7 separate regions of the Mus musculus genome follow, and all the other regions are linked to region 4. The links are chromatin loops, found by intact Hi-C in ENCODE. Cell type or tissue: left cerebral cortex. All regions are shown on one strand. Region 1 has its middle 97 kb from the start of Gm23056. Region 2 has its middle 17 kb from the start of Gm23902. Region 3 has its middle 91 kb from the start of Cxcr4. Region 4 holds the start of Cxcr4 (chemokine (C-X-C motif) receptor 4). Region 5 has its middle 61 kb from the start of Gm23056. Region 6 overlaps Dars (aspartyl-tRNA synthetase). Region 7 overlaps Dars (aspartyl-tRNA synthetase).

Region 1 (4,000 bases), 200 kb after region 4:
CCATCAGCCAACCATCTATCCATCTAATCCATCTAACCAATCATCTTACCCACCTATACAAACACCTACCTATTTGCAGGAATGATTTGTCTTTAACAACCTTAATATTAAACTTTCCTCGGTTGAAAGAGTTTCTGGTATGATCCCAGGCTAACACGGTAGGTGTTTAGAGAGAACATATGGTAGATTTAATTATCTTCTGTTCTCTAATCTCAGAGCTAGCTAGGATAGATCTACAATGTCAGGATAAAAAGCAGACTTGAAGATGGCTCCCTCCGCTCAGCGTGCAGTCACTTCTCCTGACAACAACCAGAGTGTGATGTAACCTGCGTCTGTGGCAACAGAGGCCCAACCAGTGCGGTTGGAAAGCCCAGGTCTGAGCAGGTGTGAGCTCTGCAAGGCTTCTGCCCTGGGTCCAGCCGCTGACCTCCTCTTGGGGAGTTTTGGTGGCAGCTTCATCTGTGGTCAGGCCCCTGGGATTGTGGGTCTGGTCTTTCCTGTCATTACTTTCACTCTGAAGAAACAGTCTCTCAGAGAACTCAGTCGGCCTGGGAAAAACTAGCTCCTGTCTCAGAGACTGATTTAATCGCTTTGGGTAGAGGCTGGTCTTGAGGCAAAACAGTCCTTCTCACGTCAAACATGTCGGACATGTCAACCCACAGTTTCTCCACGTACATCTTGGGCTTTCTCAGTTTGGGTGTCTCGGCATCACCGGCACAGTCAGCCCACGAGGTGTCTGGTTGGCTTAGGTCTAGATGTGTCAGTCACTCTGGGCTTGGTGCCACCCCGGCTCAGGGTATAATCAAAATCTGCAGCTTAGTGGGACATCCTCCTGTTCCGGGTGACTCACTGTGACAGCTGGTAGAACTTTTGTTTATAACAGCACTGCCTACTCACACTGTCACCTCAACTCCTACAAGCCACTTCACAGGTGGCCTAACTTTTGGAGCAAATAACACTTTTTTCCCCCAACTGTTGCTCTTTTGTCTTTTTTTTCTAAAGTTACCTAAACAAAATTAAGCCACGAGAGTCCATTAATAAAAGGTTTCTATAACAAAATTATTGGCACACTGCAAGGGGCTACAGAGGAGAGTAGGAAGATCAATATTAGCTAGGATAAAATAGCAGGGCAGGCATTACTCAGGGGAAATTTGCTCTTAAGTCTGAAGGGAATATAGATTTGCACCTGGGCAGTCAATGTTAGAATATGATGAACTGTGTATTAGAATCAGTGGGCTGGTAATTATTTCAGGCGACTTCAGAGACTCTAAATGTGCTTGAAATAAAAAAAAAAAAAAACTAATGAACAAAAGCCTTGGCCAGATCCTTTCAGAAACCAGGAGCCAGATCGAAACCAGAAATTTAATTTTTGGTTTTGCACAAATAGAAACCAGAAACTAAGGGACACGGATCTATCAGATGACAAAAAGACAAAGAGTGTTTGGTTCATCCCTGGATGCCTTCAAGGCTACTGAAGTGGCCGATGGCTGCCTCAGGGCGGGAGGGAGTGGAGGATAAGAACGAAGAGCAGCCTTCTAGATGGGTGGCTAATGTGAAGCTATTGCTCTTCTTTTAGGCTCCGTCTTTTCTGGTCTCTTGGAAGCTTCAGAAGAATATGAGAATGGTTATGGAGCACAACAGAGTCTGGCCTAAGCGCTTCAATGTAGTAGGTGACAGTTGGCTCTCTGTCTTTGTCACAGGAGCAATTAACCTGCAGGCTGATGCAGCAGTGTAACAATCTGGCCATTGCTGGAGCAGTACACCGGCCTTGATACCGTTTGCCGGTTGTTGAGGTAGTGATCTTTTGATGCCTCTAGATGGCTCTCTGTGAGGAAACTTGTTCAGCCGCAGCTGTAGCTCTATAGTTGTAGCTCTCAGGATCCCAGGGATATGGAAGGGAACAAGAGGGGAGAGAAAAGGAATTCCCAGGTAAAAAATAATGTATAAGACACATGGGCATACAGGTTACCTGCTTGTACATAAACACACATGTACCGACACACACAAACACGCACATACCTATAGGCACATAAACACAACACATGTACCTACATGCACACAAATGCACACAAAGTATGGGCTGCAGGAGGCATTGGGTGAAGAGGCTAGCTATACAAATGATTGTATTTTTCTCTTGTTTGCTTGGTTTTTATCCACAGACATTACTTTCTCATATTTCATCATATCTCCAAAATTGTATGAGAGAGAGAGAGAGAGAGAGAAAGAGAGAGAACACCTTGGCTGTCATTCCTCAAGCATTGACCAACTTGGATTTTGAGACAAGGTGTCTGACATTTAAAAAAAAAACAAGGTATACTTTGAATTGATTTATTTTAATCTTGTGCGTGTGGGTTGGATTGGATTTCCTCAGACTGGAGTTACAGATGGTTGTGAGCTGCCGCATGGATGCTGGGAATCAAACCCTGGTCCTCTGCAAGAGTAGCGAGTGTTCTTAACCGACTGAGCCAACTCTCCAGCCAGTTTGCTCACTTTTTAACCTGAAACTCTCTGATTTGGCTGGTATGTCTGTCTGTCCAGCAAACCTCAGGAGTCTACCTTTCTCTTCCTCCTCAGTCCTAGGACTATAAGGGTGCACCACTAAGTGTGACTTTTAATGTACGTGCTGGACATCAGACTCAAGTCTGCAAGCTTGGACAGCCAGTACCTTGAAGATTGAACCATCTCCCTATCTCCCGGGAGAGCTTTGGACACAAAACATGATTGACAATCTAAGTCCCAGAAACCTCAGGAGCAAGTGGCAGGCCAGAGTGGCTGCCTCTGTTGCTTCTCTCTGGGTGGGAGGGGTATGGAGATTTCAAACACAGTTCTTTGTTCTCTTGTATGTTTTCTGAATCTTACAAAGGCGTATTTTCCTTGACTATAAAACAATAAATGCCAATAAAAATACCCAATGAAACAAAAGCATAGGTCTGAGTTGGGCCACAAGGGCCAGGGTGAATAGAAGGGGTCCCCGTGGTTCTCTAAGGGCCCTAGCAGGGCACATAAAGTAGCCAGTACCAGCACGTCTCAAGGAGGCAGCCTACAGCTAAAGCTTTGCAATCCAGCCCAGTTAGGGCTAGCCTTCCCAGAGGGCCATGTCCCTGTCTCAGCAGGACAGCTTGCAAAGGCTTCCTTTGGGGACTGAGGGAAGTGTGTCTGGAGCTGACTAAATGCATTAATGCTTTAGGGCTTCCTTGCTTTGTGTAGGAAATGGATTTATTTAAAGAAAAAAAAATCAACAATCACAACTCTAAACCTCAAACCATTTTCCTTGTGCCAGGGAGTTTCCCTCTAGTAAAAGACTCCTTTTGTGAGGCCCCAGATAAAAGGAATAATCCCTCTCCTGTTTGCCTTTGGCATAGATGTGGGGTTTTTCACTTGGGTGGTTTGGGAGTCTATGAGAAACCTGACAGGCAAAAACATATCCTGGAACTTGTGGCCAAGTTTGGTGGCTGGCAGTGTCATCCTTCACTGGAAGGACAGCCCAGACCAGCTGTAGGCTAAGCCTGGGTCCTAGAGCTTACATGCAGGCACTGAACCTCCTGCCAGAATGTCCTCCTACAGAGGCACAGGGCTCCCTCTCTGTGTCCTTTACACATGTGTTCAAAGGTCGCTTGTCCTTATATGAGGCCTCCCTTATTGAGAGGGTCATGTAAGGCCTGAGAACATGTGCTCAGACTCTCAGAACACGGGTAAAGCTGGACACTGTAGGGCATGTATCTAGAATTCCAACACTTCTAAAGAGGTGGGAGGCAAAGGCAGGGGGATCCCCTAAATGTTGCTAGCCAGATCACCCCCTGTCCCACACAACAGTGATGAGACCCTGTCTCAAGCAAGGTGAAAGGTGAGGACTGATCTCTGTTTGTTCTCTATGGCATGTGTGTATCTGTATTCCACACACACACACATACATATACATGTATATGTATACACATACATATACATAAACACTGAGACAGACAGACACAGAGACAGAGACAGACACAGACAAACATACACC
Region 2 (4,000 bases), 120 kb before region 4:
AAATCTTTTCAAAAGGTTGAACACATATGTCTCTAAAATCATCTTTCAAAGCTCCACATAGGCAAAATGTCGAAACTAGTTGCGGCGGGGGTGGGGTGGGGTGGGGTGGGGTGGGGTGGGGGGGCGATGTTTTGAAAGTTTAGCAATTAGTGAGAAAAATTCTCAGCTATAAGTGATTTTATTTTCACCTAGTAGTTATCATTATTTAATGCATTCTGGCTTTATATTATTATTTTTAGCCAAATAGAAAATAGCTCTGTGGGAGGGAAAAGGCAATGCTTTGCTTCTCTTCAGCCCCACCCACCTGCCTCAGATGGGCTGTGATCCCTCCGTCATCCTGGCTCACTCTCAGCACTGGGTAGAGCCACTGCCAACGGTGGTGCATCTGGCACAGCATTGACAAATATTTGGATTTCATACCTAACTGGCTGATATGGCAGCTGCTGTTTGAAGTAGAACTGGTTAAAAAGTTAAATGGCTAGTGAGATCACTCTCTTGATAACATGTTTTCCTTGAAGCAAGCATGAGGACATGTGTTCAATCAAAAAAAAAAAAAAAAAAAAAAAAAAAAAAAAAGGAAGAAGAAGAAGCTGGGTGTAGGATCTAGAGCTTGCAATCCCAGCACTGGGGAGGCAGCAACAGGCAGATCCCTACGGCTTGATAGCCAGCCTGCCTAGTTTACGTGGTACACTCCACAGCAGTGAGAGACCCTGTCGGAAAAACAGGATGGATAACATCTGGGAAAGGACAGCTGAGGCTGTCCTCTGGTCTTCACATACATACATACATACATAAGCGTTTACCAGTACACACGTGCATACACACACACATGCATATGCACACATACACGCACGCGCGCACACACACACACACACTCTCTCTCAATTAAAACAGATAAAAGATAGTCCTCTGATTCAGGTTTGATTCCCTCTTGTGACCTACATTGCTTCCCTGTGACTAAAGTTTTAACAACATCTTGTGGGAAGATGGTGAGGATAACGAGAGAAACAGAGATGGCTGGCCGTTTCCCATTTACGGTATACCTGGATTTCTATACTGCCTGTAAGTGCTGAGACACCAGTGGTCAGCAGGCAGATGATGCTGTGTGATGAATCCACGTATTCCCCACTAATAATACGATAGAAAGAAATAGTGAGCTTAGTGTTATCTTCACACCCTTATCCCTCAGCAAATAAGGAGTATTAATTGAGTGATATAACAACACTTTTATCCACGCTGAAGAAAAACCTCACAGATTCTCGGTGTTCTTTCTTCAAAGGGAGGAGACCCTTTCCTGTTTTTATACTCAATGGTTTCTAACTATAATTTGCAATTTCGTTTCCCAGAATCCAAATCTGATCCTGAACACGGAGTCACAGAGCGGATGGTGATGGGTTAAATGCTTGAGGCTGGAGGACAGAGAAGCATCCAGAAACAGTCTTCTACACTGTGCTCTTGACGAGTTGGCTGACACCAAAGAAAACCTTTCAGTCCTCAATGAATTCCATGGCAACTATAGCCTTGGAAACTTGAGAGGCATGGGGGCAGGGAAAGAGACCCCGCTGGGATGAAGATAAGATGACTGAACCAGGCTGCCATTTGATGCTTCGTGCTTGGGTTGAGAGTGAAGGGCGCCGGCGGGGGAGGACTGACTGCCCACATCAGCCACAAGGATGATCTCATACCAGCCAAAAGGCTAGCCAGGGGCTTGGCAACCAGCTGGCGGATGAATCAGGAGAGAAGAAGGGACTCTGAGACAGCACCTTGGTATTGGGGTGAGCCTAGCCAGGAGTTCTGGTCCTTCCTGGTATAGAACGCATCTCTATCCACAAAAGCTTTGGTTCCAAATAATGCCCATGCGTGTATTGTAACGCAGGCGCGGTGACTACAGTGGCTCTGTAATAGCCTTTTGTGTGAACGACAACAATGGAGGGGGAGAAATCAGGACAGGGTTCCCAGGGCAGACTGGCGGGTGCGGTTGTGTTTCCAGGCAGGCTGCAAAGTGAGCGGAGGATCTGCTCGTTGCCAGGCAACCAGACGCTGCATGCTTGCTCTTGAGGAGCGCCCTGAATGACTTCGGGAAAGCCAGAATCCAGCGTTCACAGGACTGGCTGGGGCACCAGGAAACAAAGTCAGGGGCTGAGGCAGTGGATACGTGAGGTGAGGGATAGGTCTTGTATCCTTAAAGAGGAGGTCATTAGGAACTCCCTTCTTTAAATCCTCTGAGTCAGTGCCCTGCTTCGGGCCTGCGTGTAGACTGCTTGCAGAAGTTCTTCCTCCTCTTGAAGCTTCCAGCCCAGATGTTGCACTCAATTGTCTGCCTATTGTGTGAAACGCGTCAGCAGTCCGAAACAAACAACAAAAACAAACCCGCTTCAAGTGGCCAGCTGAAACTCATTTATGTAGGCCGGAATATTTTCCAAAGTAGGACTACCACGCACCTGGAGGCCTGCTTTACAAAAACAGCTGCTAAGGCAGTGTGGTTCTTGGCTCACATGGAGAAGGACTAGGGAAAACGGAAACTTCGGAATTGCGAGAGGAAAACACAGGGGAAACACTTAAATGTACAGACAGAGGCAAGATATTCTGAAAGGGACTCGGCGAGGGAAATAAGCTCAAGAACTAACAAATAGGATTGTATGAGATTTTAAGGCTTCTGTACAGCGGAGGAAATAGTTACCAGAGTGAAGAGGCTGTCTAGAGAATGAGAAAAAAAAACTTTGTGAATTACACATCCGACAGTGGATTAATAGCCAGCATTAAAAAAAAAAAAATCGCAAGAATTAAATGTCCCAACCTCCGATCTCCCATTCAGTACATGGGCTAACAAAATAGGCCACTGCCAAAAGAAGAAACACAAATGGCCAACCAAGACTTGGAAAAATGTGTATATGTCCTTAAGCCATGGGGAAATGCAAATGAAAACTATGTTGATATTTCATCTCAAGACAATCAAACTGGCTAGTATCAAGGAGACAAGGACAACAAACGCTGGTGAGGTTGTGGAAGGAGGAGCCCTGTTCACTGTCAGTGGGGCTGGAACTCACTCTCCTATGGAGTCAGCATGCAAGTTCTTCAACACCAAAACAGAACCACCACATGACCCGTCTGTACCATTCCTGGCAGATACCAAAGGACCCCCAGGCAGAGCACCACAGTGATACTGGCACAACCCTGTGTATTGCTACACTGTTCACGATAGGCAGGAGATAGAACCAGCCTAGATGTCCATGAACAGATTAATGAATAAATAAAATATGATATATATATGTATATATATATATGAGTTTTACGTGGCCATTAAAAAAAATGAAATAATGGCTTTTGCGGGAAAAATGAATGGAACTAGAAACCATCTTCAATGAAATAAGCCAGGCTCTCATACCCAGGACCTAAACTTAAAATTATATATCTATGTATGTGGATAGGTATGTGTGCTTATATATATGTATTTTCAAGTTGTAAAACTAGAAAGGGGATCAGGGGTTTTGGGGAGTATGGGGGAGTAGAGGATGGCAGGGTGTGGGGGTTGGGTGGTACTTATCTTAATCTCAGCACTCAGGAGCCCCAGGCAGGTGGATCTATAAGTTTGAGGTCAGCCTGGTCTATAGACAGTCAAGGCTACACGGAGAAACCTTGTCTTGGGGGAGCGGGGGACGGGGGGGACGGGGGGCGGGGAGGAGAGAAAGAAAGGAAGAAAGGAAGGAAGGCAGGCAGGAAGGAAGGAGATCATGACAGGGTAAGAAGAGATCTTAAAGGAGGTGGGAAACAGAGACAGGGATACTTGTAATAAAAAAAAGGGGGGGGGGCAGGGCTACCTAAGGAAAGGGACCTAGTAAGAGTGGAGGAGGGTTGCCGGGAGGGGGCTGGAAGGGAAGGAAGGCAGTTGGGGAGGGGAATGGATAAGAACAAAGTATAACAGCTCAACTGGATGAAGATTCCTGGGCAAAACCAAATTCTTTGTATGCTAACCAGAACTGTTAATAAAAAGTAAATGTAG
Region 3 (4,000 bases), 91 kb after region 4:
AGTTGTGTAGCCCTTAGAAGAGCACTTAGCACACAGTGAATACTCAAGACTCTCTCAATATTAAAGTGAGTGCAAAGTTGCATATCTCGAGTCCCTGGCCTTGCATTGCTTCATGTCCCCAAGTCTTATCTCTGTCAAGGTTGTGCGTCCTTTGAGGTTTAAACTGTCCTTTGCTTTATCTTGGGGACTTGGAGATCCAGGAACTAAGCTAGCTATTATCTTCTTATTTATACGCTGTTTTTCTTTCCAAATGGTTTTGGTTGCCTTTGGTCTGACTGTGATGTCGTCTTGTGTGATGTTATTAAACAGCTGTAGAGGGCAAATGCCTCCTGCCTTTCCAAGGCTTGGGACTGATGGGGGTTCTACTCTAGAGATCTCAAGTCTGCAGGTGCCAGTCACAGTGGCATCTCATTAAAATGCAAATGGTAGATCAGGGGCTCAGGGATGGCGAGGAGGGTAGGTTTCTTTTCTAATCTGCTGCTAGATGTTGCTGACCCATCCTTTCATTCACTTCAGCAGGAACACAATTGCTCACAGCGGGACTCAGTTCAATAGCTGAGTGTGTGTGTGTGTGTGTGTGTGTGTGTGTGTGTGTGTGTGTGTGTGTGTGTGTGTTCAGAGGACTATTTGCAGGAATCAGTTCTCTCCTTCCACAATGTGGGTGCTGCTAATGAAACTCAGGTGATCCTGTTGGAAGCAAATGTCCTTACTTGCTGAGCCTTCTTACCAACCCACATCTTGCTTTCTGACTCATATTCTCTCACTGAACCTGCAGTTTACCAATTAGACTAGGCTGGCTCACCAGCAAGCCTCAGGGATTCACCTGTACCCTTTTCTCCAATGCTAGGTTACAAGTGTATGGTACCGTGCCTGGCTTACTTTTTAGGTGGAGTCTGGGAATTGAACTCGGTTCTTCACGCTTTTTAGCGAGCACTTTACTGACTGAGCCTAGAGGCTTCCATAGGTGTATCAAAGGCTAGAACTTTCACATGCCCACTGCAGCATGAAACGGGTTAGTTTCAGGAAAGGAGCTAGGTTTTTTAAATGTCTATTGTGTCACTACTCTGACACAACCAGCAACTCTCCTAGGAGAACCATTGAAGGGTTTTGTTGTGTTTTGGAGACAAGGTCTCAGGCTGGCCTTGGATTTGTCAGGTACTGAAGGATGACCTTGACCTTCTGATCCTCCTACTTCTACCTCCTGGGTGCTGAAATTATAGGTGTGTACCTCCGAAACTGGGTTATGTGGTGTGGGGATCAAACCCAAGGCTTCAAGAACGCTATATCAATACTCTACCAGCTGAGCCACACTTCTAGCCTCATTCCAAGGTGAAGGAGTTAACTTTGGAGGGCTTCCTGTGATCTCCCTGAAGCTATTGTTGTTTAAGTAGAAGGGTAGAGGGGGACGGGTTATGGATGGAGACGGTAGGGGCTCTTATCCTTGGTCTAAAATACCTCACTTCCTGGTGAGATGTGGCTCAAAAGATTTTGAGGGGTGAGAGTTGGGAGACACAGGCAGTGAGGGGCTGGACTATCTCTCTCACAAAGTATAAGAATTCAAATATAATTGAGTACCCCTGGGACTCATCCATCCCTTTCCAAAGGCCCCCATCTGGCCAACAGGAGAAATTCATATTCTTCCTATTAAGGTGACCTTAACCCTATTTCCAGCAAATGAATAAGTCTGGCCTTATTATGCCAAGAGAGCACAGCTCCTCCCTACCTGCGTTCAGCTCCAGAGCGTCTGGCATTGACATCCTGGGTCGGGAGAACCTCAGCTCATTGTTGGTTTGAAATCTCCCAGCATGCTCCAGCTCACCCTTCTGTTGTCGCCCACGTCTGACCAGGGTGGTAGTTACTCATTCAAGCAGGCGCCTTCATCACCATTACTGTGTCTTTATTTTTATCCTCTCCAATGCCTGAAATAGTCAGTTAATTAGCTGACTGGGAGCACGGCAATGGTGTAAGTCAGGCCCTGTTTTCTTCCAGAACTTAGTCTTTCCATCAAAGTAGGTACTTAAAAGTGTTTGCTGAGTCGAACTGGCTGCCCGAAGAATGATAACTATTTAAGTTAAATTGCAGATCATTCAGGATGTTTTCCCTCTGTGTTTGGAGATCAAGCAGTTCAGCTTTCCCACTTAAACTCACTGTGTAAATGTGAATGAACTGGCCTCTCCTAGGTTCCCACTCCTTCAGGGTGGGAGTAATAATAGTAATGTGTTTACCATTCATTACGCGCTAAGCTCTCTTCTAAGAACTAAATATGTGATAATTGCTTATCGCTGACTTCTTAGAAGGTATGCGTAGATAAATACAAGGAAAATACTCTCTGTGTTACTTTGCCCACTGAACAAGTATTCCCACATGGCAACAATTGTTACGATGAACAGCACAGTTTTTGTCCAGGATTAATGTTGGTTTTGAGATTTTTTATTTATTTATTTTTTTTGTGTCTGTTTTCTGTTGAAATTTGAGACAATGTTTGGGATATCTTTGAGCCGAACACCCCTGCTCATCACTATGTTCCAACTACCCATGTCTGCTCCTCTGAGCTGCTCTTCTCAATATGTCCTCTCATCAGCTAGCCCAGCATATTCAGTGATGAGTGACAAGAGAGATGCTGTCTCACACAAGGTGGACAATGAGGGCACGCATCTGAGCTTCTCCTCTGTATGCTGTGACCAGCATTCATCTGAACTTAACACACATGAACAGATGTGAAAACACATAAAGACTAAGAAGACAAAAATTAATTACCTTCTTATTCTCTGTTCCCGCCCCCCCCCCAAACCATTCCCTTCTGTTAATTGTGGTGACAGAAAGGGATAGATATTCCAGGTTGCCTACTGTCTTTAACATTTCACAGTATACTTAATCTTCCAGCTGGTGCTAACCAAGTGTTCCCAGCTGGGTAGAGGGAGATATTACATTACATTGCCAAGGTGTCTTAGCTTTACAAAGATCCTTTTACTTAAGCACTTCTAACTTGCCACCCCTGCAATCTTTGGCCTGGAACTGGAACTGACCAGAAGTTTCAAAGCTAGTTTTGAAGGGAAGAATGGACGTTTTATTTTTATTTATTATCTTATTCATTCATTCATTCATTCATTCATTCATTCATTCATTCATTCATATACTTATCTATTGACTTGTGTGTACATGTGTGTACATATGCACATGGGTACATGTATGTGTAGGTGGAGATTCATGTGGGTGTGCATGCATATGAAGGCCAGAGGACCGCTATCAGTTTTCAGATGTTGTCTATCTTAGTATTATTTTTTTACATGGGGTCCTCAAAGGCCTGGAACTGACCACGTAGGCTACAATGGCTAGTCAGTGAGCCCCAGGGAGCTACCTGCCTCCACCTCCCCAGTGCTGGGATCGAAAGCAGTCGCCACTATGCCTGGCTTTATACACAAGTGCCGGGATTCAACTCTGGTCTTCATGCTTGTAAGGCAAGCACTTTACTGACTGAGCTACCTCCCCAGCCAGGCAATCATTGGATGCTTTCCTAGTTTAAGCTCTAGTATAGACCTCAGAGTCATCTCTGTGGGTAGGGAAGGTAGACTGGCCAGTAGCAAGCCTTTTGAAGGGAGGGATGCATTTCTCTTGGAATGTCCCTAGAGCTCAGGTCCAATGAGCAAATAAATATACAGGGAGAAAGAACTTTACTATTCCATTATTTGAATAACCATAGCAGAAGTGATTCACATTTTAAAAGTTTGAACTTGTTCAGTTCTTAGCAACTGTCGATTATAGTCATAAACAGTTGCAGATTTGAGGACATAAATCTCCCACTTTAGGGACTCAAGTGTTTATGTCGGGGTGGGAAGCCGTGGTTTTACAGGAGGGAAACTCTTGGCTGAGGTCCTTGAAAATGTGGATGTGCTTTTCCAACTGTATGTACAAAGGATTGGGAAGGAGGTCTTAATACCGAAACACTGGAATGGGAGGGGCAACTGAGGATAGAGATGTACCACTGAGCCTAGCATCTCTG
Region 4 (4,000 bases):
AGCTCTCCTGCCCCGCCCACGAGAGGAAAGGACAAAAAAAAAACCTCGGAGGAAAAAAAGTAAAGCCCCCCCCAACCACAAACAAACAAACAAAAACCCAAGCCAAAAAAACCCACAACCAAACCAAACAAACAAATCCTCCATTCAAACAAAGAAGTCACTCTCAAAACTGTGTGCGGTGGTATCCAGCGGCGTGGGGTTAAAGTCTGTGTTGAAGGAGATGGGATTTCTGTATGAGGATTAGCCAAAGGAGGAAGGAAAGAAAGAAAGAAAGAAAGAAAGAGAGAGAGAGAGAGAGAGAGAGAGAGAGAGAGAGAGAGAGAAAGAAAGAAAGAAAGAAAGAAAGAAAGAAAGAAAGAAAGAAAGAAAGAAAGAAAGAAAGAAAGAAAGAAAGAAAGAAAGAAAGACGGAGCTTGACGGTGGGGGTCCCCCAAAGACTCTTAGCTTTTTAGGCGCAAAACCTTGTTTTTCTCACGTCTGTCTAACACAAACTATTACATTTCGAGTCATGCGTAGTGAAGAAAGCTGGATAATGTGAAGGTCTTTGGGGGTTTAGGGTCAGCAGAGTGTTAGAAAGGAGCAAATAGCACTCCCCTACTTCACCCCGTGCGGCGCTTCTCTGGAAGGTGGGTCTCTCTTGCCAAACCCATGTTTATCACTGGGTGGATCTGGGACGTTAGAGTCACACTGTCCTGGGTGGGGAAAGTCACGGGGTCTGTACCCCGTGGTTTTCGCCCCCAAGTTTCACTTCCTCACTTTCCGGTCGCTTCCCATCCTGCAGCGGACCCAGTTAGTTACTGGAGTCCGAGGTAGGCAGCAGGAGTGGTCCAGACCGTGCGCACCCCGATGTCCGAGTCACCCACCTAGGGGCTGGCACCGTTGCCCATCATACCCAGGTCTACGACCAACACACAGCGGTTCTAGGGGTTCCTCCTGGCTGCGCGCCAGGATCGTTCCTCCGGGTGCGAGCGACAGATTGGGCTGCTCCAGCGCGAGCGCCTTTGAATTGCGCGCCGCCGGAGGAAACGGAAAAAAAAAAAAAAATCACCAAAGAACAAAACCCTCCCTAAGCGAGGGGGTTTCAAAAGGCTCAGGAAACCACCGACGGTTAAACACTGGGGCTCAGTCAAACAGTCTCCGAGCTTGCACCTGTTCATCCCTCCGGCGACCCGGCACAACCCAGGTGCGGTCCCAACATGCCCTCCTGTCCCCAACCGCCGTCATGGCCAGCAGCATCATGGTACAGACTTATGACCCTTTCTCAGGAACGATCCTAAAGGCAAGCCCGACCTCGGGAGGTTCGTTTGCCACTGCGGGGAAGTGGCGGGTCGGATGCCCGCAAAGCGCTGCTGCTCCATCCCAAAGCGACGTTCTCTCCGCGGCTGCCGCAGTTTGTGCCCCCCCTCTAGGCAAGCGACGCGGCAGACTAGCTCACTTTTCCCGCCGAAGACGGGCGCTCCTCTGTCTGCACTATGGAATTTCAGAACCGCACTCCTAACTCCAAGAACCGCTCCAAGACGCTCCGGTTCGAAGCTCACCCAGAATGTAGTGCCTACGCGTGCCGACTAAAGTCTCTAAATTCACACAATGTAAGAAACTCTAAGAAAACTCCTGTTTTCAGGAGGACCAGACGATGGTCTGAGTCTTGGGACAGAGGGCAAGCCCTTCTCCCTTTTTCAAAAAACTGGGACGTTTGCAAACAGCGTGCAAGTCGGCGCGCGCCGCGGGACTCAAGGGGGAGGGAAACAAGAGCAACCTTAGGAAAGCTCCATCTGAACCCGTCCCACTCAACTTACTGGCAAAAATATTCCTATCTTCCTCCCCCTATAGCCATGTTCACACACATAAAAAAAAATTAGTTCCCGCTCCTCCTTGTGACCCTGACACCCCTCAAGGTTTTAGTTGCTTCAACCCGCTCCTTAAAGGGGCTGAGCTCTAAGTTCACACGTTTGCACGTTTACTATAAAGTAGGATGCAAGTGGACTTACACTCACACTGATCGGTTCCATGGCAACACTCGCTCTACAGCCGTGGTGGTTACCGGAGCACCAAACGCCTCAGAGGTTTCACTGCTACCTGCTGCACCAGGCAACAAAATTGAAGTTTCTGGCCCGAACCGGACTTTTATAAAAACACGCTCCCGGGGCGGCGCATGCGCAGCTCGGACGGGGCGGGAGGAGACTGGCGGGGGCGGGGCGCAGGGCGCGGGCAAACAGAAGTCCAAGAGCCACTGCTGTTGTGTTTTAAGTCAGTATGGGTCCAGAGCCTGGCCGGATAATGTTCTCAGAGTTGGGGAAAGCAGGATGCCAGCCAGGGTGTTTCTGCGGGTCGCGCATCCATCCTTACCCACGTGGATAGAATTTTAGACCTGGAGTTTACGGGTGGAGAACTTGAGACAAGACTGGGGATGGGGGTGTGTGACTTGGAGCCTGCCTAACCAGTAGGCGGCAATGTTGGAACCTCCGCCAGGGTTCTATACTCTGAGCTGTCAGGAGTGATTACTACCAAAACTCTTCCAAGCAAGTGTGTGTTACTACATATTCATATAATGACATTAGGGTCAGGTGTGGCAGAAAGCACTTGCGGACCCATCCAGAAGCAGATATACTCCCAGGAAGAAAGTCACAATAGTGGCAACAATTTCGTGAAGAGATTTGGGTGTGTGTGTATGTAAAATGATTGAAATGTGCTTTATTATAAAGAATTGAGCGGCGAGGACTTTGTGTAATCACATCCTAAGAAATCCGCACAGAAACACTGGTTCATTTTCATTTCATAAGCACATAGGGGGATGCATCTAGTTAACAGATAATTACAGAGTCCCAGCTGGGAAGCTAGCCGCGATTCATGCGCAGTCAGTGGGCGCTCCACGAGCTCCAAGAGACCAAATGGAGCAGCCTGGGACTGCAAAGCCTGGCCTGAGCCCAGAGCTTTCGCTTCATGCCTATCTCGCGTCTCCCACGCAGAACACTAAGATGGGAAGTCTTAGTGAAGAGCTAGTTAGGTCAGGTTGGGGGCGTGGATGGCTAGGGAATCTCAGACAGGCTAAGGTTGCAGTGGGCGCCCAGACTGCTTCCCAGGCTCGCGCGGGATCCGACCGGCGCCGAGCCTGGGCTAGGCGGGGAGGGAGAAAAGGGTGGGGTCAGAACCAACCAGACCTCCAGCCAGAGACCGCGGGATCCAATGCCGGGGGCACTGGGGGTGGTGAGACATCCGGCAGCAGGAGCCTGGGTTGCTATGCAACCCAGATACCGCCCCCACCCCCTCCTGGAATGGACCAAAGGATAGGCAGGCCCAGACTGCGCCCTCAACTCCATCCCCGCCCCACTTCTCCCGTTCCTTTTTTGTTTGTTTGTTTGTTTGTTTGTTTGTTTTGTTTGAGGCAGTTTTATGTAGTACAGGCTGGACTCAGGCTCCGTATGTAGTTAAGGATGACCATGAATTTCTGATGATCCCGTTTGTCACCTGCCTAGTACTGGGATTACAGTTGTGTGCCACCACGCCCAATTTTCGTGCTGATAGGGCTTAAATCAGAGCTTTGTGTAGGCTAGGCAAGCAGTCTACTAACTGTACTATCATTTGCACCTCCTTCTTTAGCTAAGGAAGGCTTTCGGTTGGAAGTGCTGGGGAGCTGTTTTACAGCCTGGGAACTCGTCTCTCTCCATCTTCCTGTATGGCCTGGGCACTCTCCTTCAAAATGTGCTGTCAAAGTCCTCTTCTGCCCTGCACTTATGTGATCCAGAAAAGCTAAGGATGAAATTAGGAAGTGCGACCCTCAAAAACTGCTAAGTTAAAAGCCAAGAACTTCCACAAGCACTTTTAATTATATCCAATCATTACTAAAACATAGGCTCATATTTCCATAAACTAGTTAGGACAGACAGAAGAGCCCGTGGACCGGAATATCAGACCCATTAAAAGAGCGCTGGTGTTCAAGATCGGTAGCAGCAGGATGGTGAGCTGTGTCTAGCCTCCAAATTCCTGCATTCCCAAAGGCTAA
Region 5 (4,000 bases), 230 kb after region 4:
ATTTTCAAAGTATTCACCTCCACACCAGTGGTCCACTGTCTAGGCAGGTGCTGGACTTGTAGATTTAACCTAACTTGGACTAATTTCTTTTCTTTTTTTTAAATGGTGTTTGAGGTCTTGGGTGATGGCTCCATTGGTAATGTGCTTGCCTTACAAGCATGAGAACACAAGTTCAATACTCAGAACCTGTGTTAAAATTAAAGCATGGTAGTGTATGCTTGTAAACTCAGTGCTAGGGAAGTGGAGACAGGAAGCTTCTTGGGGGTTCCCTTAGCCAGCTGGTCTACCCTATTTAGCAGGTTCCACAAGAGATCCTCAGGAACATTAAGGTGGGTGGCTTCTAAGAGATGACAGTGGAGGTTGTCCTTCGGCCTCCAGATTTATGTTTATTCATGTACAATGTGCCTACACATACATGGACACACACACGTACACAAGCCTACACATACATGAACATACACATGTACACAAGCCTACACATACATGAACACACACACGTACACAAGCACACCTTCGTATGGAACCCACACGGGCTTTTTTCTTGTTATTATGCCATCAATAATAGAGCATAAGAGTTATGCACACAGCGTACACAACCTATGGTGTGCGTATGTTAGAAACCAGCACAGCTTTCTCATGCCACTGCTACTTCATAAGATTTGCAGCAATAGGTTGGGGTGGTTTGGGTTTGGGGAAGAGCTCTTGGGTGATTCCAGTGATTAGTGGAGTCTGCAAACAGCAGATGTCGTCAACGAGATAAAGGAAAGGCCCATATAACATTCAGGGGTTCTGCAACATGGCCAGTGAAAATGAAAGCAATTATCCAGAGAATCCCAGCACCAAAAAACCTCCTACATTTTTATTGGGATTATGCCTAACTTTCTGAAGCCTCGGGACAGGAAGCCCAAGTGCGTCCACACGCAGCTCCCGTGAGAGACGGCTGAGGTGGCAGTTTGAGCAGAGGGGGTGGCAATTGTGCTTTCTGGATGGTTTTGCTCCCTGTGGCCGTCACCCACTCTGGACATGCTGACAGCTCCCTCATTTCATACATGCTTATAGCTCATTAGTTTTCCAGCCCACAAGCTGTGAGTCTCCACTTTGACATGGAAAACACTGCCTGTTATTTATAGTGTGCCATGTTTGGGCTGGCCATCAGAAAATATATATTGAAACAATTTTCCACTTGTTTAAGTTTCTCCTCTCCTGTGGATTTTAGTCCTCTTTCTTTCTCCTTCCCCATCCCTCTTTCTCTGACAGATTCTCAGTCTGCAGTCTGTGCTGGTGTCAAATGCACAGTCCCTCTGCCTTAGCCTCTTGAATGTGTCCCCATGCCTGGCTCGAAAACTTCAATACATCTTTTAATAATATCTCATTTCAGGTTACTATCACTTGCATTATAACAGCCAGATGTCTTATCCTCATGTTTTGGGGGTCCACAGATTTACTTTTCCGCTGCATTGTTTCCCATACGACCAGTTGGCTCCGTGCTTCCTAACTTAAGTGTGGGAACTTTGGTCCTGCCTTTAGAGACCAAAAGGAATGCTTGCAGCCCCGTTTTGGGTCATTGTTCTAGGCTCTGCATTTGCTAAATGAATTTGTTTAATGCCAAGTTTCCCGGGAGAGAAGCTAGCCTATTTTAGTCCATCAAATTCATCATCTGCTTTTTATTGTCCTTGTGGATATCAGTGGGTTTAGAGGCCAACGACCCAAGTTACTCGAACGTCAATTGAGGACTGCCATCTAGTGGCCGGGCAACCTCTGTAGCTAATGATGTCTGTGGAACAACCTGCCAGAAAGGATCCAATTCTACCTGCTCCCTCGGCAGAGTCTTCTGACAGGCTAGATGCACCTTCCATTTCTGCTCTCTGATTCTTCAAAGTAACTGCCACAATGCCAGGGTAGCGACCTCCCTATGCCTTGAAGGAGGAGAAGTCATTCTCGTTCTGGTTGTAGTTATTTTTGGACCCGCCTTTGGGCAATGGTTTGAGCCAAGTTTTGAGAGGTTTAAAGCAAAAGTTTTAATACTATGCAAGGTAAGACAGAGGCTTGCAGTGGGGGCGGAGTCTCACCTGCCCAGCACTGGTTTTCTTTGATCTTCCTTCCTTCCTTCCTTCCTTTCTTTCTTTCTTTCTTTCTTTCTTTCTTTCTTTCTTTCTTTCTTTCTTTCTTTCTTTTAAAAAACCCTTTTATTTGAAAGATTTGTTTTATTTTTAATTATGTATATGTGTGTGCATCTGCTTGAGTGTGTGCAGATGAGTGACAAAAGAGAATGTCAGGATCCCTGGAGCTGGAGCTACAGGTAGTTGTGAGCTGCCCTTTATGGGTGCTGGAATCTTGGGTCCTTTAAAACAGTGGCACACACATGCATGTGTACACACACACACACACACACACACACTCTTATCTCCGTTGTTGGGCTCTCCTTGGTCTGGAGATGACTCAGACAGGAGTGACTGGCCAGTAAGTCGCAGGCATCCCTCTGTTCCCACTTCCTCAGGGCTGGGAGTACAGATGCATGCCACTGTGTCTGACTTTTCTTTTCTTTTTAAAATGTTTCTGGGAATTAAATTCAGATCCTAAGAGTTAAGTCAAGCACTTTACTGACTGAGTCACCCCCAGTCCCTGGGTGTGGGCTTGCTAAGTGTGACTCCTGCACTAGCAGCATTGATATTGCCTGTGACTTGTTAAGAACTCGCAGCCTCTTGGTCCCGGCTGGATGGGAAACTCTTGGGAAGAAGCCCAGAAATCGGTCGGAGTCTTAGCTGCTCCAGATGAACACTCAGCTTACAGCACTGTGCTGGGGAAAGGAGTCGGCTCTGGGCCCCAGGGTCCGACTCTGGGCAAACGGGAAGTAGATGGTCTCCAGGGTGCATTTGGTTCTCCACAACCCTCCTTCCTCTTCAGGGCCCTTTCCCTGTGCTATTTACCCAACAAACAGCATACCTTTATTAGGCGGATGCTACAAGCAAGCCATTGCTTCCAGTCGTGTAGAGAAGGGAGATGCTCAGAGAAAGGGACAGAGGACTTAGCTGTCATGACTTTGTTTTGTATGTGTTTCCATATGTCCAGGAGCGTGTGGAGGCCAGATGTGGTGACACAAACCTTTAATCCCAGCACTTTGGGGACAGAAGAAAGGAGATCTGTGAGTTTAAGGCCAGCCTGGTTTACATAGTGAGTTCCAGGACAGCCAGGACTAAATAGGAGATCCTGTCTCAAAAAAAAAAAAAAAAATCCAAACTAATTTTTCAAAAAAAATCTTTTGGGGAGTTAGGGGAGGTGTCACGGTGTCCATGCGGAGGTCACAGGACAACTTGTGGGAGTCAGTTCTCTTCACCAGGTGGGTCCTGGGCTTGTCCTCAGTAGCTAGGCTAGGAAAGAAGAGCTTACACCTGCTGAGATCTCACCCGCCCTCTACCTTATTTTGGAGACAAAGTGTTTTACTGACTTGGTGAGACTGGCTGGCCAGGGGTTCCCAGTGTTGGCATTACAATGTGTGGTGCCAGGCCCAGCCTTTTCTGTGGGTGCTGGAGATCTGAACTCAGGACTTTATACTGTCATCCCCCTTTACCCCCCATCCCCGCTCTCCAACAGTTGCCTAGGGGATGCCTCTGCTGCTCCCAGGACTCTGTTTAAAGAGAAGATCAGCAGAAGTGGGGTTTGATGGAGAACGTAGTACAGGTTTTTGGGAGATGAGTGTGGCTTCAGAGCTGCTTGAAACCTTTATAGCCTCCTGCCTGCAGCACTCAGGAGACATGCTTTGTTTTTAATTTTGTTTTGTTTTTTGTTTTGTTTTTCTAAATTGAACTCTAGTCCATTATAAAAAGATTAAAACAACATGCTGCGATTTCACCACCCAAAGGTTAGGCAATTCAAAAGCCAAGAGTCGACGTGTGCTTATTGAAAGGCCTTGGGGAAAACTGTCAATAGTTCTGGAAAGTTTGGCTGCCCGTTCAAAGACCTGTTTCATGCTCTGCATCAACCTGCCTGGATCAATACGGCC
Region 6 (4,000 bases), 220 kb before region 4:
TGGCTCATGCCTTTAATCCCAGCACTTGGGAGGCAGAGGCAGGCAGATTTCTGAGTTCGAGGCCAGCCTGGTCTACAAAGTGAGTTACAGGACAGCCAGGGCTACACAGAGAAACCCTGCCTCGGAAAAACCAAAACAAAACAAAAAAAAAATCAGGCAGAGTTTAGGATTCTGCTGATTCAGAAACAGGAGGCAAACACTTTACTAATTATATAAAATAAAATAAAATCTAGTGGGTTAACATTAGAAGGTCTTGCCATTAAATAGTCGTCTTTCCTATTACTCCACAAAGGTTTGTAATATGACAACCAATACACCCAAGTCTTTAATTAAACAAATAAATAATGGGCTTAGAATCAAGTACATTTTCTGGGTTAAAAAAAAAATCAATCACCTTCTGCTTCCACATATCTCGTTATGTACTGTCATGATAATTTAACTATTTTGACCAGGAACTTGTGAATAAAATGTATATTGACAGCAGTTTAGGTAACAAAATATGGAATATTGATAACATATAGACATTAGTATTTTATGCCCAGTACTGTATGGGGTGATTTAGAATGTTCCTTACCCTTGTTATCATGGTGATTTTTAAAGTGCACTTGATCTTAGCCAAAAGGCTGAGAAGTGATTGTGATTTTTAAAGTGAAGTAACATTATGAACAAAAATCACAAGCAAAAGTCAGGTATGGTGGTTGTACTGGCTGGTTATGTGTCAACTTGACACAGCTGGAGTAATCACAGAAAAAAGAGCTTCAGTTGGGGAGATGCCGCCATAAGATCCATAAGGCATTTTCTCAATTAGTGAGCAAGGGGGAAGGTCCTCTTGTGGGTGGTGCCATCTCTGGGCTGGTAGTCTTGGGTTCTATGAGAGAGCAGGCTGAGCAAGCCAGGGGAAGCAAGCCAGTAAGTAATATCCCTCCATGGCCTCTGCATCAGCTCCTGCTTCCTGACCTGCCTGAGTTCCAGTCCTGACTTCCTTTGGTGATTAACAGCAATGTGGAAAGTGTAAGCTGAATAAACCCTTTCCTCCCCAACTTGCTTCTTGGTCATGATGTTTGTGCAGGAATAGAAACCCTGACTAAGACAGTGGTGCACACCTTTAATCTCAGCACTTGGAAGGCAGAGGCAAGTGGATTTCTGAGTTTCTGAGTTCTAGGAATGAATTCCAGGACAGGAAGGGGAGAGACCCTACCTTGAAAATAAAAAAGCAAAACAAACAAAAAACCAGGGAAAACTCTCCACATTCTCTTTCTTGTTCTATATTACTATTTTCATAAGATAAATTAGGTTCTATGCCTCTAAGGCTGTTCGTTCCCTCCCTCCCTCTCTCTATATATAGTTATTTGAGACAGGGTTTCTTTTTATAACCTTGGCTGTCCCGGATTTCATTATATAGACCAGGCCCCTGCCCCCTGAGTGCTGGGATTAAAGGTGTGCACCACAATGCCTAGTCATAAAATATTTTTAAAGACTCATTTACTTTTATTTTATACACATGACTGTTTTGCCTGCATGTATGTATGTATATGTATGTGTAGTACATGAATACATGGTGTCCTGCCATGGATCCCCTGGAAGAGGAACTACCAATAGCTATAAGCCATCTGTACTGGAAGCCAAATCTGGATCCTCTAAAAGAGCAGCAAGAGCTCTTAAGTGCTGAGCTCCAGTCCCTGCCCCCCAATATATGTATGTATATAATTCATATATTATATATGTTATTATAATATATACTATCTACCTATCTCTCTATATAATGTACTTGCTTGTTGTGTGTGACTGTTTATCTACATGTGTTCTGCAAGAACGGCAAGTATTCTTATCCACTGAGCCATCTTTCCAGATCTCCTTTTCATTCATTTTGAGGCAAGGTCTAAGCTGCTCAGGCTGGCTCAGATCTTACTCTGAAGTCCAGGCAAGCTTTGAATTAGGAAACCTCTTGCTTCCTGAGTACATGGGATTACTGTCCTGTGCCATCAGGTTTGTCTTCCTACATTTGTCAACGGGTTACAACTAGGGGAAAAACTGCAAAGTTATAGACAAAATTATTAAAGCATAGGCAAACAGATTAAATATAACATTTTAATTTTTATTATGTAAAATATTATTATGCAAAATGCCAATGTATTAAGAGTTATCAGCTGGGTGAAATACATTAAACCTAAGCATTAAAGTTGAAAGAGAAAATATCAGAGACCAACCTTAGATCTTCCTCATCGTCCATTTCAACTCCAGCTTCTCTAAGCATTGCCAAAGCCTCGCAATACTCCAGTCTTAAAGTTGGCTCCAAAAATTTGAACGGCTCACATGGGAACTGTTTACTCACAGTTTGAATTTCAGTCTGAAACCTGTATGTTCAATGCTTTAGTTAATAAAATGTTCATTAAATGCTTCTTCCACAAGAGGTCACTATAAGCAATACACAATTATCAGCGACTGAACCAAGAAAAGCATTATCAATTTGTTTAGCATTAACATACTTAAAACATTTCAGTTTCATGCTTTAAAAAGAAGTTACAGTAGCATTAGAGGATTAAAATTTTTATTTGCAATAATTATCAGCTAACACTGTTGGAAACACAAAATAGCCATTTGGAGAAGCATTAAAAAACCCAACTTTTTAATCCTGAAACACTTCTTATACATGAGGACACTAATGCAGGTCTGCCTTGTTCGCCCATTCCCACCATGCTGTCTAAATTATTTCAAGAACACTACTTCTTTCCTACTGTGATATCCCTAAGGTCCAATGCCTACCCTACACATAGTAGGACAAGAAAAATGGTAACTGCAGAGTTGTATTTCTGTTGTGAAGGATGCTGTCTTGTTTTTTGAGTCCCTGATTAGCCTCACGCTTGTGATGCGCAATGTCACTGTCTCAAAATGCTGCAATTTTAAGGTATAAGCCATTATACCTGGCTCAGAGATATTTTAATAAGATTTAGAAAAGCATCTTTTTGGCTAAAATATTTATCGATGAAATGACAGGAAACTTGCTTCAGACAGAGAAGGAAACGGGCATAGCATGTATTAGTGCCAGGCATGGTGGCGCACGCCTTTAATCCCAACACTCAAGAGAGGCAGAGGCAGGCGGATTTCTAAGTTCGAGGCCAGCCTGGTCTACAAAGTGAGTTCCAGGACAGCCGGGGCAATACAGAGATAAACCCTGTTTCAAAAAAACCAAAAAAATAATAAATAAATAAATAAATAAATTAGCTGTAGACTGGCAATACCAAGTTCATGGGATTTGCGAGGTTTAATGTCCCTAATTTAAACATGTTTTAAAGTAAGGGCTGGAGAGATGCTTCCGTGGTTAAAAGCACTCTTCTCTTGAAGAAGACCTGAGTGCAGTTCCTAGTATCCACATCAGGTGGCTTGTAGCCACCTGTAACTGTAGTGTCAGAGAAATTGACACCTTCTAGACTCTGAGGACACTTGTACTCACAACATATACACAAACCACCCCCACATATGCATTATAAAAAGCAAAAATAGTCTTTACTCCCATATGGGATTACAGGTGTGTGTCACACCTGGCAGTCACTGATTTGGAAATGACTGCTGCTTTGACTGTTTGTGTCTACTCTCTCCCAACAGTTGACAGGTTCCATCTGCATATTGTCCTGCATCATAAACATGAGTGGGATACAGCACAAGCCTGACAGTCCAAATTACAAGGGACAGAATAACAAACAATTTCTTTTTTTATATCCGAGACAGGGTTTCTCTGTGTAGCCCTGGCTGTCCTGGAACTCATTCTGTAGACCAGGCTGGCCTCGAACTCAGAAATCCATCTGTCTCTGCCTCCCAAGTGCTGGGATTAAAGGGGTGTGCCACCACCACCCGGCTTAACAAACAGTTTCTAAACTATAATAGAAGACTGTTTTTCAAACTGCTGCCTGCCTCCCCAACAAACAAACAAAAACAACAACACAAAACCCAAAAAACTACAACTGTTTTGAAATTAAGGTCATTTCAGGATATTAAATAATTG
Region 7 (4,000 bases), 180 kb before region 4:
ATAGGTTTCTTCTGAGAACATAGAGATACATAAATCTACATGATTATTCTGTAACATTGAACAAATTACAAGTTATTTCAGATGACTTTCACTATTCAACTAAATGCTTCTATATTCTACAGGCAAGGAAACTGAGCTAACTACCATGGAAACTTCAATCATGCAATCACAAAAGTGCTAATCAAGTGTTTACTAGTCAGAGTACAGTACTCTTTGGGGTGGCCCATCTACAGAGTTCTTTCTGCCAAAGGACATTTTAAAGAGCACACAGATTAGCAGGATAGCTCCTGTTGCATTCCACTTCCCCACTCACTTGTCCTCTGCAATAGTCCTACGTTTTAAATCTTCAAGCAATTTTACTTTTGCCAGTAAAATGCCACCTTTTAGTAAGTCCTGTAACCAATTATATTTTCAGGTATGCTGACCGTTTGCTTCCCCTCCTTTCACATAGAGCTGTCATTTCTTATTCTTAACCTGAGAAATATTACTTATGCATCCTGTGTCATCCATCCCTCTTCTTCCAGAGCAGGTCATTTTAAATCTCTGATCAAATTCTAGAAAACTATTTCCTCATAAAGATGAATTAATCTTTCCAAGAGCACTTGTCTTATCAGACTATATGTTTTATATAACACCACAAGGGTATGATTTTTTTTTTATTATTATTTTATATTAAGAATTAACCTTGGGAGAAAAAAAAGAAGCAAAAACTGGAAGTAAATAGTCACTACTTTCAACATACAGTATTTTAAAATGTGTACCACAGTGCAAACATGAATTTAAAAGACAGGTTAGTTAGGCATTTTGGCCCACACCTTTGATCCCAGCACTTTGGAGGCAGAGGAAGAAAGATCTCTGAGTTTGAGACAAGCTTGATCTAGAACTACAAAACAAAAACAAATAAAAAAAATTTAAGATTTAAAGAGATAGATTGCAAGAAGAATGTCAACAGAGATATAATTTATTGACCTTGCAGTCACATAATTGGCATATTTTTATCATGAAAAAGGACACTAACTTTTCCCTCGTATTTTACAATTTGATTCACATACAAGTTAAAATTAAACAAATTCAAAGGCATTGAAGATACTGGATGATAAAAATGACCCCAGAAACGTGCACATGATCAAAAATAAAAAAAGACATTATCTAAGAATATTATTATACTATATACACTATAGAACCCACAGCTGGATCTTGTCCCACTTAGGACACAATGTATGGAGAAATGGAAGGTGGTGTGCTTATTATAAACCCAGTGCAGGCTAGGAGGAACCAGCATTTTAGCTGTTGTAGTTCATACAAAAGCAGCCCAGCCTTCCCTGCATTATAAAGCTGCCCAGCAATACAATACAGCTCTAAACCAGCACAAAGGACTCTGAATGGAGAGGTCCAAGGAGTTTACAAAAGGGTCAACACTAAGGATTAACACTCCACCAAACCGTTTGATAAGAGTAAAAATCATTGAGACCTGTTTTTTGTTTGTATGATTTACTGGATGGATTTTTTTCAAGTCAGGATTTCTCTGTGTATCCCTGGCTGTCCAGGAACTTGCTTTGTAGACTAGGAACAGGTCTGGGATTATTAAAGATATGGGTCACCACCATCTCAGGAAGACTTTGAACTCTAAAGATCAGGGACAACATCCTATCACTTCTACAAAGAGTTCTCACGGGAAAACTAATAAGCCACTGTGGGTCTCTGTTCTTCTTTTGCAAAATGGAGACTAGCATACTTCTCAAAGGTTTACTTTCCTTAATATAAAGATTTATAATCTATGGTCTGGAGAGATGGCTCAGTAGTTAAGAGCACTGACTCCTCTTCCAGAGGTCCTGAGTTCAATTCCCAGAAACCACATGGTAGCTCACAACCATCTGCAATGGGATCCGATGCCCTCTTCTGGTGTGTTTGAAGACAGCGACAGTATACTCATATACATAAAATAAATAAACCTTAAAAAAGTTTACAAGGCAGGTGTGGTGGTGCACACCTCTGTGCAGGCAGAGGCAGGCGGATTTCTGAGTTCAAGGCCAGCCTGGTCTACAGAGTGAGTTCCAGGACAGCCAGGGCTACACAGAGAAACCCTGCCTCAAAAAAACAAAAACAAAACAAAACAAAAAAAAGTGTGTGTGTGTATCTTGAGGATGATATATTTAAAGGCAGAGCCCCTTAATGCTATTAATTTTTTGTTAATAGTATTTCTAATATTGGCAGCTTATTTGAGGGTTGCTTATCATTCCTGTTTTGTAGGTGGATAACTATATACAATTTATGTGGAACGCTGAGTATATGATGATAAATATTCAGTAAACATTTTCATGATAAAACTGATCAAACTGTATACATAGTTCCAATTTTGTTTTTGTAAAGAAGTATTTTAAGTGGGTAGAGAGATGGCTCAGCAGTTATAATTGCTGCTCTTGTTAAGGACCCAGGTTCAGTTCCCAGAACCCACATGTCAACTCATAATTCTCTCTAACTCCAGGTCCAGGAGACCCAACAACTTTTCTGATGGCCTAAACACTATTTATATGTGTTACATATATATACATGCAAACACTCATATACACAAAATATTTTTTTGAATTATATAAAAAACAAGTATGTTAAAATTGATAAGCAAAAACATCAAAATGTGGCTGGTAACTGCTGATAAAATAACAGGGAACTTTGTTCTTCTATTTTTCTATAGTTTTAAAACTTTCTATAGTCTGGGCATGCTAGTATACATCTTTACTCTCAGCACCCTAGAGGCAGAGTCAGGTCAACACTTATGAGGTCAAGGTCTACTTTTTCTTTACTGTGACATTTTAGGCCAGCCAGTAGTACATAATGAAACTTTGAGAAACAAAACAAACAACAAACCACCACATATACACAAACACACACACACACCCTTTCTATAATAAAAATCTTTCTTAATTAAAAAGATTTTAAAAAATATGTACGTAGCCAGGCAGTGGTGGCGCACACCTTTAATCCCAGCATGTGGGAGGCAGAGGCAGAGGCAGAGGGGCAGAGGGGCAGAGGGGCAGAGGCAGGTGGATTTCTGAGTTCGAAGCCAGACTGGTCTACAGAGTGAGTTCCAGGACAGTCAAGGCTATACAGAGAAACCCTGTCTCAAAAAACAAAACAAAACAAAAATGTATGTAAAGTATGCACATATGTGTGGGCTGGTGTGCTTCCCTATGTAAGCACATGTGGAGGGCAGGATGTCTTTCCTTAATAGTAGCCCCCCCCCCCCCCCCCCGGAAAGTCACAGGACAACCTGCAGGAGTTGTTTCTCTCCTTCTGCCATATGAACTCTCAGGATGTAACTCAGACAGTTTCTGAACCTGAAGCTTGTCACTCTGACTATACTGGCTGTCCAGGAAGCTTAGAGGAACCCACCTGTCTTCACCTCTACCATCTCAGTGCTGGGGTTCTAGGTGTATGCCAGTGTCTGGCTTTTAAGGGTAGGTTCTAGACATCTGAACTCAGGGCCTTATGCTAAAGCAACAAGCACTTTACCCACTGAGTGGTCTTTCTAGGCAAAAAATAAAAATAAAAAGTAAAAAAAATTTAAATTATATAATCATAGATAAGGCAACAAAAGGAAAGGTCAGGGCTAAAAAGAAAACACACTCAAGATTCACCCTTGAGAGTGGGATTCAACACACAGAGTAATGTGGGAGCGTCTAGGAGTTAAACACAGAAGGAAACAAACATCCCAAGATCTGACACATCTGCTACTGGAAAGACACTATTAAGGGGCAAAGTACTTAAAAAAAAGTTTAATATTCCTTAATTAGGTAAAATCCTAAATCTCTTCTACTAAAAACAAAAACCAAAATGCAACAAAAAAGGCCACAGAGCAGGAAGGAGGGGCTGAGCAGTGAGAGTCCCCTTGAGCTCACTCTGCCCTAATCCTAAATTGGAAGACCAGGTCACCAAATTGCCACATCTGTGAAGGCCAAGACCCAAGCACCAGGCTGCAGAGAGACTCTAAACAAAATCTACC

What was found. Hi-C counts contacts between places; a loop is a spot of excess contacts. Peaks named below come from ENCODE experiments on the same cell type or tissue, not always from the same donor. Only the 100,000 strongest peaks of a DNase experiment are listed, where the experiment ranks them.
Region 1: it touches region 4 in a loop (9-fold over the local background); 4 of 42 quality-filtered maps call a loop at or near these places.
Region 2: a loop joins it to region 4, with 2.3 times the contacts of the local background. A loop is called at or near these places in 8 of 42 quality-filtered maps.
Region 3: a loop joins it to region 4, with 2.1 times the contacts of the local background. A loop is called at or near these places in 3 of 42 quality-filtered maps.
Region 5: it touches region 4 in a loop (3-fold over the local background); 34 of 42 quality-filtered maps call a loop at or near these places.
Region 6: a loop joins it to region 4, with 2.7 times the contacts of the local background. A loop is called at or near these places in 17 of 42 quality-filtered maps.
Region 7: it touches region 4 in a loop (2.0-fold over the local background); 9 of 42 quality-filtered maps call a loop at or near these places.

What each region holds. Positions count from the first base shown.
Region 1 is chr1:128,786,659-128,790,658 of GRCm38, forward strand. No RefSeq gene overlaps it. Among named protein-coding and RNA genes, the nearest start is that of Gm23056, 97 kb to the right of the region's middle. In left cerebral cortex, a CTCF peak has its summit at 1,803 (motif pointing right); DNase peaks (open chromatin) are centred at 795 and 1,742.
Region 2 is chr1:128,470,625-128,474,624 of GRCm38, forward strand. No RefSeq gene overlaps it. Among named protein-coding and RNA genes, the nearest start is that of Gm23902, 17 kb to the right of the region's middle. In left cerebral cortex, no CTCF peak of the experiment used is centred here; DNase peaks (open chromatin) are centred at 2,015 and 2,420; H3K4me3 peaks cover 635 bases.
Region 3 is chr1:128,681,295-128,685,294 of GRCm38, forward strand. No RefSeq gene overlaps it. Among named protein-coding and RNA genes, the nearest start is that of Cxcr4, 91 kb to the left of the region's middle. In left cerebral cortex, a CTCF peak has its summit at 1,601; a DNase peak (open chromatin) is centred at 1,856.
Region 4 is chr1:128,590,201-128,594,200 of GRCm38, forward strand. It overlaps Cxcr4 (chemokine (C-X-C motif) receptor 4), which reads right to left and starts at 2,099. Exons shown (of 2, transcript NM_009911.3): 1 at 1,989-2,099. The coding sequence starts at 2,009. In left cerebral cortex, a CTCF peak has its summit at 2,424 (motif pointing right); DNase peaks (open chromatin) are centred at 954, 1,408, 2,391, 2,893 and 1 more place; H3K4me3 peaks cover 2,903 bases.
Region 5 is chr1:128,822,675-128,826,674 of GRCm38, forward strand. No RefSeq gene overlaps it. Among named protein-coding and RNA genes, the nearest start is that of Gm23056, 61 kb to the right of the region's middle. In left cerebral cortex, a CTCF peak has its summit at 1,756 (motif pointing left); a DNase peak (open chromatin) is centred at 1,748.
Region 6 is chr1:128,369,933-128,373,932 of GRCm38, forward strand. It overlaps Dars (aspartyl-tRNA synthetase), which reads right to left. Exons shown (of 16, transcript NM_177445.5): 11 at 2,208-2,354. Among named protein-coding and RNA genes, the nearest start is that of Mcm6, 12 kb to the left of the region's middle. In left cerebral cortex, CTCF peaks have their summits at 2,407 (motif pointing right) and 3,350; no DNase peak of the experiment used is centred here.
Region 7 is chr1:128,405,681-128,409,680 of GRCm38, forward strand. All of the region lies in intron 3 of Dars (aspartyl-tRNA synthetase), which reads right to left. Among named protein-coding and RNA genes, the nearest start is that of Dars, 9.7 kb to the right of the region's middle. In left cerebral cortex, a CTCF peak has its summit at 1,926 (motif pointing left); no DNase peak of the experiment used is centred here.